Regions from separate parts of the Homo sapiens genome. Here region 1 is linked to region 2. Evidence: chromatin loops called from intact Hi-C (ENCODE). Cell type or tissue: GM12878. All regions are shown on one strand. Links, peaks and the distances in the headings refer to the core of each region. The heading gives the core; the rest is flanking DNA.

Evidence for each region. A loop is a pair of places that touch in the nucleus more often than their neighbours do. Peaks named below come from ENCODE experiments on the same cell type or tissue, not always from the same donor. Only the 100,000 strongest peaks of a DNase experiment are listed, where the experiment ranks them.
Region 1: a loop joins it to region 2, with 6 times the contacts of the local background. A loop is called at or near these places in 1 of 110 quality-filtered maps.

Annotation. Positions count from the first base shown.
Region 1 is chr4:141,504,412-141,509,795 of GRCh38, forward strand. No RefSeq gene overlaps it. Among named protein-coding and RNA genes, the nearest start is that of LINC02276, 70 kb to the right of the region's middle. In GM12878, for the core only: no CTCF peak of the experiment used is centred there; no DNase peak of the experiment used is centred there.
Region 2 is chr4:141,770,252-141,775,635 of GRCh38, forward strand. No RefSeq gene overlaps it. Among named protein-coding and RNA genes, the nearest start is that of IL15, 140 kb to the left of the region's middle. In GM12878, for the core only: no CTCF peak of the experiment used is centred there; DNase peaks (open chromatin) are centred at 1,790 and 2,180; H3K4me3 peaks cover 294 bases; H3K27ac peaks cover 326 bases.

The DNA of each region.
Region 1 (5,384 bases), core at 83-5,082, 270 kb before region 2:
AGTGCCACACTGATTTCCACAATGGTTGAACTAGTTTATAGTCCCACCAACAGTGTAAAAGTGTTCCTATTTCTCCACATCCTCTCAAGCACCTGTTGTTTCCTGACTTTTTGATGATCGTCATTCTAACTGGTGTGAGATGGTATCTCATTGTGGTTTTGATTTGCACTTCTCTGATGGCCAGTTTTTCTGAACAAAAACTGCTCAGAAAATTTTTCAGAGCAAAAAATGCTCTGCATTTTTTCATGTGTTTTTTGGCTGCATAAATGTCTTCTTTTGAGAAGTGTCTGTTCATATCCTTCGCCCACTTTTTGATGGGGTTGTTTGTTTTTTTCTTGTAAATTTGTTTGAGTCCCTTGTAGATTCTGGATATTAGCCCTTTGTCAGATGAGTAGGTTGTGAAAATTTTCTCCCATTTTGTAGGTTGCCTGCTCACTCTGATGGTAGTTTCTTTCACTGTGCTGAAGCTCTTTAGTTTAATTAGATCCCATTTGTCAATTTTGGCTTTTGTTGCCATTGCTTTTGGTGTTTTAGACATGAAGTCCTTGCCCATGCCTATGTCCTGAATGGTATTGCCTAGGTTTTCTTCTAGGGTTTTTATGGTTTTAGGTCTAACATGTAAGACTTTAATCCATCTTGAATTAATTTTTGTATAAGATGTAAGGAAGGGATCCAGTTTCAGCTTTCTACATATGGCTAGCCAGTTTTCCCAGCACCATTCATTAAATAGGAAATCCTTTCCCCATTGCTTGTTTTTGTCAGGTTTTTCAAAGATCAGATGGTTGTAGATATGCGGCATTATTTCTGAGGGCTCTGTTCTGTTCCATTGATCTATATCTCTGTTTTGGTACCAGTACCATGCTGTTTTGGTTACTGTAGCCTTGTAGTGTAGTTTGAAGTCAGGTAGCATGATGCCTCCAGCTTTGTTCTTTTGGCTTAGGATTGACTTGGCGATGCGGGCTCTTTTTTGGTTCTATATGAACTTTAAAGTAGTTTTTTCCAATTCTGTGAAGAAAGTCATTGGTAGCTTGATGGGGATGGCATTGAATCTATAAATTATCTTGGGCAGTATGGCCATTTTCACATTATTGATTTTTCCTACCCATGAGCATGGAATGTTCTTCCATTTGTTTGTATCCTCTTTTATTTCATTGAGGAGTGCTTTGTAGTTGTCCTTGAAGAGGTCCTTCACATCCCTTGTAAGGTGGATTCCTAGGTATTTTATTCTCTTTGAAGCAATTGTGAATGGGAGTTCACTCATGATTTGGCTCTCTGTTTGTCTGTTACTGGTGTATAAGAATGCCTTGTGATTTTTGTACATTGATTTTGTATCCTGAGACTTTGCTGAAGTTGCTTATCAGCTTAAGGAGATTTTGGGCTGAGACAATGGGGTTTTCTAGATATACAATCATGTCATCTGCAAACAGGGACAATTTGACTTCCTCTTTTCCTAATTGAAACCCCTTTATTTCCTTCTCCTGCCTAATTGCCCTGGCCAGAACTTCCAACACTATGTTGAATAGGAGTGGTGAGAGAGGGCATCCCTGTCTTGTGCCAGTTTTCAAAGGAAATGCTTCCAGTTTTTGCCCATTCAGTATGATATTGGCTGTGGGTTTGTCATAGATAGCTCTTATTATTTTGAGATACATCCCATCAATACCTAATTTATTGAGAGTTTTTAACATGAAGGTTCTTGAATTTTGTCAAAGGCCTTTTCTGCATCTATTGAGGTAATCATGTGGTTTTTGTCTTTGGTTCTGTTTATATGCTGGATTACATTTATTGATTTGCGTATATTGAACCAGCCTTGCATCCCAGGGATGAAGCCCACTTGATCATGGTGGATAAGCTTTTCGATGTGCTGCTGGATTTGGTTTGCCAGCATTTTACTGCAGATTTTTGCATCAATGTTCATCAAGGATATTGGTCTAAAATTCTCTTTTTTGGTTGTGTCTCTGCCTGGCTTTGGTATCAGGATGATGCTGGCCTCATAAAATGAGTTAGGGAGGATTCCCTCTTTTTTTATTGATTGGGATAGTTTCAGAAGGAATGGTACCAGCTCCTCTTTGTACCTCTGGTAGAATTCAGCTATGAATCCGTCTGGTCCTGGACTTTTTTTGGTTGGTAAGCTATTGATTATTGCCACAATTTCAGATCCTGTTATTGTTCTATTCAGAGATTCAACTTCTTCCTGGTTTAGTCTTGGGAGGGTGTATGTGTCAAGGAATTTATCCATTTCTTCTAGATTTTCTAGTTTATTTACGTAGAGGTGTTTATAGTATTCTCTGATGGTAGTTTGTATTTCTGTGGGATCAGTGGTGATATCTCCTTTATCATTTTTTATTGTGTCTATTTGATTCTTCTCTCTTTTCTTATTTGTTACTCTTGCTAGTGATCTATCAATTTTGTTGATCTTTTCAAGAAACCACCTCCTGGATTCATTAATTTTTTGAAGGGTTTTTTGTGTCTCTATTTCCTTCAGTTCTGCTCTGATTTTAGTTATTTCTTGCCTTCTGCTAGCTTTTGAATGTGTTTGCTCTCGCTTTTCTAGTTCTTTTAATTGTGATGTTAAGGTGTCAATTTTGGATCTTTCCTGCTTTCTCTTGTGGGCATTTAGTGCTATAAATTTCCCTCCACACACTGCTTTGAATGCGTCCCAGAGATTCTGGTATGTTGTGTCTTTGTTCTTGTTGGTTTCAAAGAACATCTTTATTTCTGCCTTCATTTCTTTATGTATCCAGTAGTCATTCAGGAGCAGGTTGTTCAGTTTCCATGTAGTTGAGTGGTTTTGAGTGAGTTTCTTAATCCTGAGTTCTAGTTTGATTGCACTGTGGTTTGAGAGACAGTTTGTTATAATTTCTGTTCTTTTACATTTGCTGAGGAGGGCTTTACTTCCAACTATGTGGTCAATTTTGGAATAGGTGTGGTGTGGTGCTGAAAAAAATGTATATTCTGTTGATTTGTGGTGGAGAGTTCTGTAGATGTCTATTAGGTCTGCTTGGTGCAGAGCTGAGTTCAATTCCTGGGTATCCTTGTTAACTTCCTGTCTCGTTGATCTGTCTAATGTTGACAGTGGGATGTTAAAGTCTCCCATTATTATTGTGTGGGAGTCTAAGTCTCTTTGTAGGTCACTCAGGACTTGCTTTATGAATCTGGGTGCTCCTGTATTGGGTGCATATATATTTAGGATAGTTAGCTCTTCTTGTTGAATTGATCCCTTTACCATTTTGTCATGGCCTTCTTTGTCTCTTTTGATCTTTGTTGGTTTAAAGTCTGTTTTATCAGAGACTAGGATTGCCACCCCTGCCTTTTTTTGTTTTCCATTTGCTTGGTCGATCTTCCTCCATCCCTTTATTTTGAGCCTATGTGTGCCTCTGCATGTGAGATGGGTTTCCTGAATACAGCACACTGATGGGTCTTGACTCTTTATCCAATTTGCCAGTCTGTGTCTTTTAATTGGAGCATTTAGCCCATTTACATTTAAAGTTAATATTGTTATGTGTGAATTTGATCCTGTCATTATGATGTTAGCTGGTGATTTTGCTCGTTAGTTGATGCAGTTTCTTCCTAGCCTTGGTGGTCTTTACATTTTGCCATGTTTTTCCAGTGGCTAGTACCAGTTGTTCCTTTCCATGTTTAGTGCTTCCTTCAGGAGCTCTTTTAGGGCAGGCCTGGTGGTGACAAAATCTCTCAGCATTTGCTTATCTGTAAAGGATTTTATTTCTCCTTCACTTATGAAGCTTAGTTTGGCTGGATATGAAATTCTGGGTTGAAAATTCTTTTCTTTAAGAATGTTGAATATTGGCCCCCACTCTCTTCTGGCTTGTAGAGTTTCTGCCGAGAGGTCCGCTGTTAGTCTGATGGGCTTCCCTTTGTGGGTAACCCGACCTTTCTCTCTGGCTGCTCTTAACATTTTTTCCTTCATTTCCACTTTGGTGAATCTAACAATTATGTGTCTTGGAGTTGCTCTTCTCAAGGAGTATCTTTTTGGTGTTCTCTGTATTTCCTGAATCTGAACGTTGGCCTGCCTTGCTAGATTGGGGGAGTTCTCCTGGATAATATCCTGCAGAGTGTTTTCCAACTTGGTTCCATTCTCCCCGTCACTTTCAGGTACACCAATCAGATGTAGATTTGGTCTTTTCACACAGTCCCATATTTCTTGGAGGCTTTGTTCATTTCTTTTTATTCTTTTTTCTCTAAACTTCCCTTCTCGCTTCGTTTCATTCATTTCATCTTCCATCACTGATACCCTTTCTTCCAGTTGATCGCATCGGCTACAGAGGTTTCTGCATTCTTCATGTAGTTCTCGAGCCTTGACTTTCAGCTCCATCAGCTCCTTTAAGGACTTCTCTGCATTCGTTATTCTAGGTATCAATTTGTCTAATTTTTTTTTCACAGGTTTTAACTTCTTTGCCATTGGTTTGAATTTCCTCCTGTAGCTCACAGTAGTTTGATCATCTGAAGGCTTCTTCTCTCAACTCATCAAAGTCATTCTCCGTCCAGCTTTGTTCCGTTGCTGGTGAGGAGCTGCGTTCCTTTGGAGGAGGAGAGGGACTCTGCTTTGTAGAGTTTCCATTTTTTCTGCTCTGTTTTTTCCCCAGTTTTGTGGTTTTATCTACTTTTGGTCTTTGATGATGGTGATGTACAGATGGGTTTTTGGTGTGGATGTCCTTTCTGTTTGTTAGTTTTCCTTCTAACAGACTGGACCCTCAGCTGCAGGTCTGTTGGAGTTTGCTAGAGGTCCACTCCAGACCCTGTTTGCCTGGGTATCAGCAGCAGTGGCTGCAGAACAGCGGTGGCTGTAGAACAGCAGATGTTGGTGATCTGCAAATGCCGCTGCCTGATTGTTTCTCTGGAAGTTTTGTCTCAGAGGAGTACCTGGCCGTGTGAGGTGTCAGTCTCCCCCTACTGGGGGCTGCCTCCCAGTTATGCTGCTCTGGGGTTAGGGACCCACTTGAGGAGGCAGTCTGCCCATTCTCAGATCTCCAACTGAATGCTGGGAGAACCAGTACTCTCTTCAAAGCTGTCAGACAGGGACATTTAAGTCTGCAGAGGTTACTGCTGTCTTTTTGTTTGTCTGTGCCCTGCCCCCCCAGAGGTGGAGCCTACAGAGGCAGGCAGGCCTCCTTGAGCTGTGGTGGGCTCCACCCAGTTCTAGCTTCCAGGCTGCTTTGTTTACCTAAGCAAGCCTGGGCAATGGCAGGCACCCCTCCCCCAGCCTCGCTGCCACCTTGCAGTTTGATCTCAGTCTGCTGTGCTAGCAATCAGGGAGACTCCGTGGGCGTAGAACCCTCCAAGCCATGTGCGGGATATAATCTCCTGGTGTGCCGTTTTTTAAGCCCGTTAGAAAAGCTCAGTATTAGGGTTGGAGTGACCCAGTTTTC
Region 2 (5,384 bases), core at 174-5,173:
GCTGATAATCTAAAAATTCAGTTTCTCACTAAAACCAAGATAAACTTCAACCCTTTAAGGCTTCTAGTAGAAATCCCCATCTTTGAAGGACTATACATAAAACACATTGATGGCATTATTTACTATGTTCTAGTTCTGAAGTATTGAGAAGTAGTTTATTTTTATGTCAGTTGTCATATAATCAGTGCCCTCTAATGAAATAGAAAATTCTTCCTTCTTTATTCACTGTTCAGTATCATAATTCAAAATAACAGGACACCAAACAACTGGGGCTCAGGAACATATTTAAGTAGAAAGAATGTGCAAATCTAAGTTGAAGAGTGGAAAACGTTGGCTAAAACTGAAATGGTCACAAAACGCTATTTAATTATCACGAGTACTTAGGAATGAACTGACAGCAGACAGTTTCATTTTCCCTGAGAACATATACCCTCCATTCTACACATGCATCAACCACTTGCATTTTTCAGATCATCCACACCAGTCCTTGATGGAATAACAGCATAGTTCAGTTCTGTTTATGAAAATTCAATGGATGGCAGCACAAGAAGTTCACGCTGTAAATAATGGAAGAAAGAGAAAAAGAAAAAACTCTGCAGATAATAGACTTTCCTGGCCTGAGTCTGATGCATATTGCTGACCTAACAAGTAGTTTTATTTTATGCTTGTGAGGTTACTATCCAGTTACCAAAAGTATGCTTCTCTCTCAACTTCAGGCAGGTAAATGCCACGACACCCTCTTGATGTAGGACATATAAATGGTTAGTCTCTTGTGAATGACTTTAAGGAAGTAAAATACATTAGCTTGGTGCAAAAGTAAGTGTGGTTTTTTTGCCTAATACATATTTAACCTAATACATATTTAACAGCTTTCTTGGGCAGGTTAAGCCATCAAGAGAGCAAACAGATTCATCTAATAGTTACTGGACTTTAGCAAAGTGCTAGGTCCATCTGCTTGATGGTCAGACATGCCTGTCCTGAAGTGTAGAATAAAATGCCTTATGTCTAAATTAATATTATAAGATACTTTAATAGTTTGTACTATAAACTAATAATGAATCAACCTTTAATAACTTGTGCATCTCAAGTTATTAAGGTTATTAAGTTGCTATAAGAAACTTGAAAATTACCAGATCATCTTTTGTCACAAATTTTTGTTTTTAAAAAGCACAGAAAATTCCAATAAATTGTAAATTCTAAGAAGAGGAATAATATTTAGACTTACTGAGTTTCATTCACATTTGTTTCCATGTATGTAAGTCATATTTTTCTGGGAAGGGCAATGAAATAAGGAGAGATAATAAACTAACCAGTAGTTTCAAGACAGCATTTGTATATTTGAACTCCTATAAGGCTGTGACTGTTTCATTTTTATGCAAAGTATGTTATGTTAAAAAAAAAAATCCAAATGTACAGAACCGAATCATGGCTCAAAACTTGAAAGGACTACCACTCTAACACTAATAGCCCTATTATTACCAATGTAGATTTTTCAGTTATTACTATGTATAGGGAATGCAATGTTTTCTGTTTAAAAATGTATGCTTTTTAAATGAGCATTTAAAAGTCATGCTCTAAATATTACCAAGATTTTCTAATTCCAGAATCTTTAAGAAAGTCTTCTGGGTCAAAAGGGAGATTACGAAAAAGTTTCAAGGTGCTAGCAATGTTGGTAAGGGAAGAATTGAATGTGTAAACAAGCATGAAATGCAAACTGGAGCAGTAACTCCACGTATGAGGCAGAAAAGAAACTTAAAAAGCAAACAAAAAGGTGGTTTGTTTACAGGAAGAATAAAATAGAAAATTGTGCTACTCTAAATAGGAAGTCACTGTGGTTTTTCACGTGTAAAAATGTAGACATGTTACATGGTAAGGATGTTTTTCTTCTTGATGTGGATCAAAACAGAAGGGAAAGTATGAATGAAAAAGCATATGGAATAGGAGGCATATTTCTTTTGCACACTATCTAAAAGGACTGAAATAGATATAATAGAATATTTTCAATTTTCCCCTTGTCTCCTTTTGTTTTTAATTTTCTCTTTTTTTCTTGTTTTTATGTTTTGTTTTGTTTTGTTTATTTGCTACCTTCATACGCGTCCCCCTCCCCCCACCCCCACACACAGACACACACATTTTGCTTAACCAACAAACCACAGGGCTTGCAAGAGCCATTCTCGGTAAGTACTGTTATGACAGGGATGGGGATGGAATTGCACTAACAATACTGAGTGAGAGGCACAAAAAAATCCCAGAAAAAACCTCCAACTGCGAGTTTCACAGCAGTCAAAGATGAAAACTGCCATTTGAGCCAAAACTCTCCTCATCTTCTAAAACTCCAACCTGCCTCCTTTCAGAGAAGTACCTGTCTTCCGGGGCTGCCGGATGCTTATCAGCTGAATACAGCCTTTAACCTTTGTTTGGGTCATGCACGCTACTTTTTAAAGCAACTATTAATATCTACAGAGTAGTTTAGTTTATTTGTGTCACTCATGAATGTAATTCAATGAAAAAGTATAAAGACACTACCTGAAAGGAATTTGATCCTGGGACTGCTCTGAAGTAACAAAGAAAGGTGTAAGGATACACATGCTTTTAAAACTTTTGATAACACACTAAAAGATATAGGGGCTGTGATTTTTCTAAAGCACAGGGGCATAAGTTAAATAAATGAGCTCTCTAATTATCAAATAAGCACATCCTAATAATCATGTTTGTTTTAACATATTATTTAATCAGTATTAAATATATTATTATTTTATAATATTAATTATATTATATTATATTATATTAATATAAAATTTATAATATAAAATAATTATATTAAATATATAATTATTATTTAAACAGTATTAAATACATGTTTTTATTTTTGTAAAGGAAATCATTACTGACTGAAATAAAATGCAGTATTCTTTTCTTTTCTTTTTTTTTGAGACAGAGTTTCGTTCTTGTGGCCCAGGCTGGAGTGCAATGGTGTGATCTCGGCTCACCGCAACCTCTGCCTCCCGGGTTCAAGTGATTCTCTTGCCTCAGCCTCCCAAGTAGCTTGGATTACAGGCATGTGCCACCACTCCCGGTTTATTTTGTATTTTTTAGTAGAGATGGGGTTTCTCCATGTTGGTCAGGCTGGTCTCGAACTCCTGACCTCAGTTGATCCACCCGCCTCAGCCTCCCAAAGTGCTGGGATTACAGGCGTGAGCCACTGCGACATTCCTAGGGGAGCCTAACTGAACTAAAACAGTGCTGTTAACATCTACACATAACTCTGTTTAACAGAGGCAATAACCCTGGCAATACATAGAGGCCATGATGAAACCACACATACATTTTCTCCACTGTTGCTTGGATAGAAAATTTTCTAGATCTTTTCATTACCAAATTATTTTAAGTTTTAAAAAAATATGTAGTTGTCTAAAATCATAACACCATGATACTGGCACATTTGTGCTCTTGCAGACTTCACTTCCAGGGCTAGATGAAGCTCTAAAGAGATTGTGAAGAGGTTGGATACATTGAGGGTAAATATTTCGTTAGAAATAAATCCTCTACTCCTGAAAAGAAAATGTATCTGTATACTTTACGTACATAGATCTACCTCTAATCAGTTTAATTGAGATTATCTAGAAAAATAAAAAAGAAAACTACATGCAACACTGAGATATACATACTTAGGAATTCATTCAGAAAGTAGCTGTGATAATGAGGCTTTTCTCTGCATTCGGTTGTAAGTCAGCATTGATTAAGCAATTCCAAATGGCTACTTACAATTAATGATTCCAACTTGGCAATATTCTAAGAGGCCCTGAGGACTAAATAGGAAATGAAAGAACATCCAAAAGAAAATCAAAATGAAACTTTATTAAGGTATGGATTTTTTTCAATTTGCAGGTTTATACTTCATTTGTTTTCGAAAATTAAAGTTTTGATCAATGTAGGCAAGATAAGATAATGAACTACAGTGAACTAATAGAGGTATATTTGTGATTCACTATAGATTTTGGAAAATATTGGACTTTTTTACTCTAGGCACTTGTTCGACAATGGAAGGATTAAATATCTTGACATATGGATTCCAGATTTCTTTTTGTTTTAGTTAGCCAACATTTATGCATATAATTATAATAAGCATAATTGTAATTTCCCCCAAGTGAGAGTTATTTCTCATGTGAAACCTATAAGAGGTAGTTGAATTTTGAGGTGACCCCCCTCCCAGGGATGACTCAGTCAGCCTCCTTCTGTCTTACTGCTTTACTATCTTTAGCATTTGGCTTGCAAGGTGTTCCCTGGATGCTTCAAGATGGCAGAAGGGGAAGGAGCACAAGAGGTTTTTAGGTGCCAAGCTTAGAAGAAATGTACACAATTTCCTTTCACATTCTCCTGGCTAGAAATCACTTCATAGCAACATTTAACTGCAAGGGATCTAGAAAATGTCATCTAGCTGTGTTCCCAGGAATAAGAGAAAACAGTTTAATTGAACAGCAAGCGAGTCTCTGACATATCCTTAGATTTATCAAAGATAAATTTTCTACTTGACTTAAGATGAAGTATTATTACAGAAATGGTGCCATATATGGATATGAAATGTCAACAGAGACAAAGAATACTTGAGAGGGAAGAGAACACAATACTGGAATCAGAAAAACTGAGCTTTAGTTTTGGATCTGCAATATATGGGCTACAGCATCTCTCCAGATCTAAACTGTCAAATGGAAATAATAACACCTATGCTCTATATAGTTGTTGTAAAAAGAGAATATATATGAAGGAAACTGGTTAAAAAAAAACTCCCAAAACATTTACCTACTTTTTAAAACCTGTCCATAATCCACATTGACAATAGGAAATCTTTTCCTAAGAAATATTGATTATGTTACATGCTTAAAACTTTTCATTTTTTATATATATTATAGTCTATAGACTATAGATTCTACTGTCTATAATTCTATATAATTAATTCCAAATTCTTTAGCATAGTATATGAGGCTGTATAGCATCTTTAAATAAATGTGTTTATCTAAGGAAATTTTCTTCAGTTTGATATATTTATTTTCTCTATTTTTTTCTGTTTTTTCTTCTGGAATATTTATTAGTTGGATATTGGTGCAACATGTTCACTGTCTCTAATGTTCTTTTTCATACATATAATATTGTGTATTGAACTTTTCCCTCTAATTCTCCCGAATGTCTGACTTTTTCTAGCTAATCTAGTGTTTTCTAGCTCTTCTATTAACATTTGAATTTTAGCAATTGCATTTTTCTGAGACAGACCCTCCTCTGTTGCCCAGGCTGAAGTACGGTGGCAAGATCTCGGCTCACTGCAATCTCTGACTCCTGCATTCAAGTTATTCTCATGTATCAGCCCCCAAGTAGCTGGGATTACAGGC